Regions from separate parts of the Homo sapiens genome. Here region 2 is linked to region 1. Evidence: chromatin loops called from intact Hi-C (ENCODE). Cell type or tissue: endothelial cell of umbilical vein. All regions are shown on one strand. Each heading gives the region's core, and the rest is flanking DNA. Links, peaks and the distances in the headings are about the cores only. Region 1 has its middle 5.5 kb from the start of MAP1LC3BP1. Region 2 holds the start of LOC105369293 (a long non-coding RNA gene).

Evidence for each region. Hi-C counts contacts between places; a loop is a spot of excess contacts. Peaks named below come from ENCODE experiments on the same cell type or tissue, not always from the same donor. Only the 100,000 strongest peaks of a DNase experiment are listed, where the experiment ranks them.
Region 2: it touches region 1 in a loop (9-fold over the local background); 4 of 110 quality-filtered maps call a loop at or near these places.

Annotation. Positions count from the first base shown.
Region 1 is chr9:19,456,385-19,459,299 of GRCh38, reverse strand. No RefSeq gene overlaps it. Among named protein-coding and RNA genes, the nearest start is that of MAP1LC3BP1, 5.5 kb to the left of the region's middle. RefSeq lists enhancers at 1,421-1,560, 1,575-1,869, 1,464-2,059. In endothelial cell of umbilical vein, for the core only: a CTCF peak has its summit at 1,681 (motif pointing right); a DNase peak (open chromatin) is centred at 1,769.
Region 2 is chr9:18,437,317-18,440,231 of GRCh38, reverse strand. It overlaps LOC105369293 (a long non-coding RNA gene), which reads left to right and starts at 2,728. Exons shown (of 5, transcript XR_001746429.3): 1 at 2,728-2,915. It also overlaps a transcript of ADAMTSL1 not described here. RefSeq lists an enhancer at 1,026-1,581. In endothelial cell of umbilical vein, for the core only: a CTCF peak has its summit at 1,615; DNase peaks (open chromatin) are centred at 1,591 and 2,251; H3K4me3 peaks cover 1,006 bases; H3K27ac peaks cover 1,773 bases.

The DNA of each region.
Region 1 (2,915 bases), core at 220-2,719:
TTGCAGGATCTTTAAAACAAGTACATTTTTAATGAACTAAGTTGAATAAAGGTACAATTAAAAGCTGTAAAAAAAATACTTTCTACATATTCAACACTGAATTTTTTAAGTATTTTTAATCTAAGGCTGGTTGAATTCACAGATACACAACCCATGCATATGAAAGGCCAACTGTATTTTACCCAATTATTTGTACTAATAGGACAGTTTTGAAACTGACAATTCCAATTTGGTGCCCACCTATATGAAAACCTTTAACTCATTTGCCATAAATCCTCTGTGGAAAGAGAATTAAACCTAAGAGTCAAAAGTCCTGGGTTCACATCCTTGCAATAGCAGTGGTCAAAATACATTTCCAGTCGTACCCAAAACAGGAATAATGGTAATGCCAGCCTCGCAAAATAGCTGAGAGGAGTAAATGAGACCATTTATGTGAAAGATAACTTATGTGATGGGCTGTCAAATAAGGTTTGCTTGTAAGAAAATTCCTAGGGAGTCTACCAATAATATTCCTAGGGAGTCGACCAATTATTTCACTGGACTGAAATTCCGTATTATATGTGGCTCATGGTTTATCAGTTAAAGCTTAGAATTCTCGCTCCTCCCTGGTGAAAACTCACCACTCTCTCCTTCCTGCCTCCCTAGCACTGTTGATTCCTCTCCACTACGGGGATTTGGCAGAGTCAGTGGCCTTCTCCCCTCCCCAGATCTGAGCTGCTCCATCCGTCCCCATAACCCTCTGCAGGCAGCATAATAGGTAATACCACACAGACACTTGCTGAGTGTTGATTTAAATTAGATTCATCTTTAAAAAGATCTGAGTTATAATGACATTTGACTTGTGTAAATTGAGCTATTAATCCCAAAAGTTAAATTTCACTCCAGTGGATTAAAAACTTCCTCCAGACTGGTCGGTGGCTAGTGCCTTTTGGCCCAGCTACTAAGGAGGCTGAGGCAGGAGGATCGCTTGAGGCCAGGAGGTCAATGCTGTAGTGTGCCATTATGGAGCCTGTAAATAGCCCCTACCTTCCAGCCTGGGCAACACAGCAAGACCCCATATCTAATAAACAAACAAAAACACAAAACTTCCTTTAAATCACATCTACCTTAAATTGGTTTTAAATACAGCCCCTTTGTAACCTCAGGTTCCACATCCACCTATTCAACATGGATCGAAAATATTCAGGGAAAAAGAAACAGTAAAAAATCATAACACAACAATAAATAATAATACAAATAAAAAGCAACGCAGTTTAACAACTGTTTACACAGCATATACATTGTATTAGGTATTATAAGTAATCCAGAGATGATTTAAAGCACACAAGACGTGCATAGGTAATATGTAAATACAATGCTATTTTATGTATGAGACTGGAGCCTCTGGGATTTTGGTATGGGGGTTGGGGGGTCCTGGAACCACGAATACCGAGAGCCAACAACAGTATTTGCTTTCACATTGGGCAACCTCTAAAACACCCGGGGTGGGGGGTGAAAACTGAATTTCTAAGGGAAGAGAGGAGAGGAAAAGGAAGGGAGAGAGATGCTTGGAAAAATGCAGGGAAACATACCTGGGCCCAGAAAGAGATTACATAACTTGGCGTTTTGAGACAATTGGTGATCTCTGGGATGATTAGGAACTGGGAAGGGCTTCGCTTGCGCCACATAGCAATGCCTCAAAAACCCACAAGATGGCAGTATTACTCCAGGAGCGTCTCCGTCCCTCCCACCCAGTAGCTAATGGCTTTCTTTGTTCACAGGAAACCCTCTCTCCCAAATATCATCAGCGCCACTGTATGTTTTCCATTACTTCATGCTCCTGGCCTTACCTTCAGCCAGTTTCCTATCACTAGCCCGAATATAAAAATAAACTACTGTTATTTGTTACATCTTAAAAATAGCACTTTGGTCTCTGCTCTCAATTGCCAAAGCAGCTGAATCAAATGTTTTGTTTTAATGAGAAGCATAAAATAAATAAAAACCCAGGTGAGGGTGATCTCTTCCTTTTTGTGAGTTAACACCCAAAGAGAAGACTTCCCAGGTAAACTAGGTGTCGCCAGGCTGGAGACAGTTAGAGACAGAAGTGCCACTTGAGACAAGATAAGTTCTGGGAGAGAGGGGCTGCCAGCCCTCTTAAAACGGGGCCGGAAAGGAGGCTGAGAACCGGCTCTGGAGACAGTGGAGAACAAAATCTCAAATACCGTATCTTTTAAGTTCTTATTATGAAAAAATCCAACTATACAAAAGTAGACAGAACGGTATGACAAACCCAAACACCATCTTAAGAACTGTGAAACTGTAAACCAGGAAAGAGGCTGCAAGGAAAAAATCTAAGTTCCCAGTTTGTTGAGGAGCCCTAAGATGTCACTTGCCAGAACCCTGGGTCTGCCCACTCCAGCCCTTTGTAGTATAGTTCTTTAACACAGTCTTTCAATGTAATGTCTTTTAATGAAAAGTCCTTTAAAGAAAAGAGTGGGAGAGGCTAGCCCCTGAGCTCTGGTCTTCAAAGGGCAATCTGGAAAAGGGAGCAGGTGTGGCTGCATCAACTCCCAGCCAGACTCAGAAAAAGAGGTCACCCAAGAGGAGAAACAAATAATCCAGACTGTCGGGGAGAGAGGCACACACACCCGTGCCAGTGCCCCAAAAGCAGAGCTCTCAACTTCCTCAGCCACTGTCCCTGACCACAGCCTCAAAAAAGTTCAGTCCCGAAGACTGAGTAACCAATTTCAGCACCAAAAGGATTTGAGTGCTTGCTTAGTCTCCTGTTGGGCAGAGGCTGTTTACCTGGATGGGCTACTAGAGATGTCTGAACCCCCAGAAAATTATATACTGATTGAATGTCCCTTATCCAAAGTGCCTGGAACCAGAAATGCTTGGATTTCAGATATCAGACTTTGGAATATTTGCATTATACA
Region 2 (2,915 bases), core at 99-2,598, 1.0 Mb after region 1:
TGTTTCCCAGGATGCAAGGTGTTTTCCAGAAATGCATATTGTACCATAGCAGAACTCCTGTATGTGTAAAAGCATAATCAAGAAGAATAATGCAAGGAAGTCTACCTGAGAATATTACCAAAAACATAATAAATACATTTTAAGAGAATTTTAAGCAGGGTCTGCAGTGGTTAGCTAGCTAGCACCACAGTGAGCATATCTCAGGGTGTTTGAGGAAGATTTAAAATTGAGTACAAATTTAAAATTGAATACACATAGTAAGTTACTGGATGGTGTGAAGTAGTGTACTATAGATTAAAAACTTAGGCTCAGACCACACGAGGAATCAGGAGTCAACCACTTTCTGATTATATGACCTTGGACACACAAATTATCCTTTTGTCATCTATCAAACGGCTGTATGAAGATGAAATGGGATAATAATATAAAGTGCCTAGAAACTTGCCTGACATTCCTCCAATAAGTACTGATAAAGCATTCAAGAGCCAGGCACTACATTAGAGTCTGAGAATACAGCAGTGAACAAAATACAATTTTAAGTCTTCATTTTTTAAAAAAGTTATTATAAGCCAGGAGCAGTGGCTCATGCCTGTAATCCCAGCACTTTGGGAGACCGAGGCAGGCAGATCACGAGGTCAGGAGATCGAGACCATCCTGGCGAACATGGTGAAATCCCGTCTCTACTAAAAATACAAAAATTAGCTGGGTGTGGTGGCGCGCACCTGTAATCCCAGCTACTCGGGAGGCTGAGGCAGGAGAATTGCTTGAACCAGGGAGGTAGAGATTGCAGTGAGATAAGATTGCGCCACTGCATTCCAGCCTGGGCGGCAGAGCCAGACTCCGTCCAAAACAAAACAAAGCTATTATAAAGATGTTTGTCATTTACTGATATCTTCCATATATTCCCCCAAACTGGGTGTCCTCAGTAAGGAATAACAATGAGCAAATTCAGTGTTACAGTGTTATCTGTTCTTTAATGCCTTACTGGAACACATGAAAGGAAAATGAAGACATAGGAACCGGGGGTGATTTGTTTCTAGACCATGATGAGGGACTTGGAATTTGCCAATGCAGGACACACAAGTCCCTGGCAGGGCGGTCATGACGTAGTGAAGACGACACCATGTTCCGTAAGATGCTTTCGGAATGCAACGTCCAGGAAGCCTCCAAAGGAATTTTGCAGGAAACCAATATGGATACTTTGAAAATAAAAGGAAAGGAAAAAAGAAAAAAAAAAAAACCTGTCAACAACCCATCACTGGCAGCAGGGGAGTGTGCATAAATGCGGGTGGGGGACAAAGGCTCGGGACTGGAGCTAAGCCGGTGTGAATCGAGGCTGCATGTGCCTGGGTGTAGTGGACCGTGCACACTTGGGGAAATGCACGTGGTGCAATGAGCCTCTCCATTTTCAGAATTGTGAGGGTGAGCGAGAGGGGCTGCCCGGCGTGTGCAGACTCTGCGCCGGCTCGTCTGTTTGGGTAAGCTGAGTGCAGGGTCCTCACTAGCTGCGGAGGAGTTGGCGCCGGGCACCCGGAGCCGCAGCCAACAACAGCAAATGGTGGCGGCGAGGAGGAAGCCTGCGGTGCTGCAGCCCCCTCTAGGGTAACATTCACGAGCTCGAGAAGAAAGCGAATGCAAGAGGGCAGTGCGGGAAGGGACACGCTTGAAACCCGAGCAAGGGGATGGGGCCGGAGAGAGGAGGAAGCCAGCCTTGGTTCCAAAATACTGCCGTCAGGTCCTGCTGACACCAAAGCAAAAACATCCCTGGCCACCCGAGGGGCTGGGAGGCCGCCTTCAGCTGTCCGTGGGGGTGGCTGCCCTGACGGTGTTGGGTTCCTAGCAAAAGATCAAAAGGCGAGCTCCCTACTCTGAAAGCAAAACTGGCCTGTGTTTTCCAGAGAGGAGCTCCATTTTCACCAGAAGTTATTTTTCAAAAATAACAAGTTCTGTTGATAGTCTTTCTCTCCCTCTATTTCTCTTATCATTCCTATCCTTTTTTTTTTTCTCCATCTCTCCCCCTCCTTTCTCTTCCTATGATTAAGACTAGAAACGTGCAGTAAATGCTTTCAGGTCACATAACGCCAATGAAGAGACTTTAGATTCTGCTTGATGTTATCTGGCCTGATGCAGAGAATAAACAAAACCCAGCATACCACCATCAAGCACGCGTTAACAAAAGTTCCCTGGCTCCTCACTGACTCAAGAGTGACCTTGATCCTCTCCTTCCCGTTCCAGCAGGCAGCAACAGCAGCGGGCATTAGCAGACAGGGGTGTATAAGTGCCCGGGGAATGGCGCCTGGTCTTGGCACTGCGAGTGTATCAGTGTTAACAGCTGGGGGCATAAGTCATGCTTAATCAGGATTTAGTGGCAACTTTCAGTCTCAGATTAGCCCAGCTAGCAGGCAGGGGCTGTGTTCTTGCCAAAGCTGGGAAGCTCAAAAGGTCATGTGATCTCCTGGGGTTAATACTGGTATTTAATGAAATGCCTTGCTTATCACTGTTCTGGGTCAAGAGCTTTGTTTGTCACTGAGAAGAAATCACTGCCAAATATAATATGATCTAGTATTGTGGGTAGCTTTCTTTAACTCTCAAAAGTTATCTCTGTAACTCAGACCCTAGAAAGCCAGTTAGCTAGAAGCAAGTTCAAAAAGAATTCAGAAAGGGAGGTGGTGGGGGTGGTTAGGAAGGCAGGTCAGTAGACAACTTCTGTGACATCCTAAGGAGTTCAGACTTGGCCCTGTAGCAGTGAGAAGGCAGTTAAGGATTTTAAGCATTGTGCAAAACAGAGTAATAGACTGCAGTCTGTCATGACTAGAAGAAGGGGTCTCATTGGAAGAAACTGGAGGGACAAATCAGACTCTGAACAAAACTAGCAGCACTGGGGATGGAGCAAAGGGATTGAATACAAGATATAT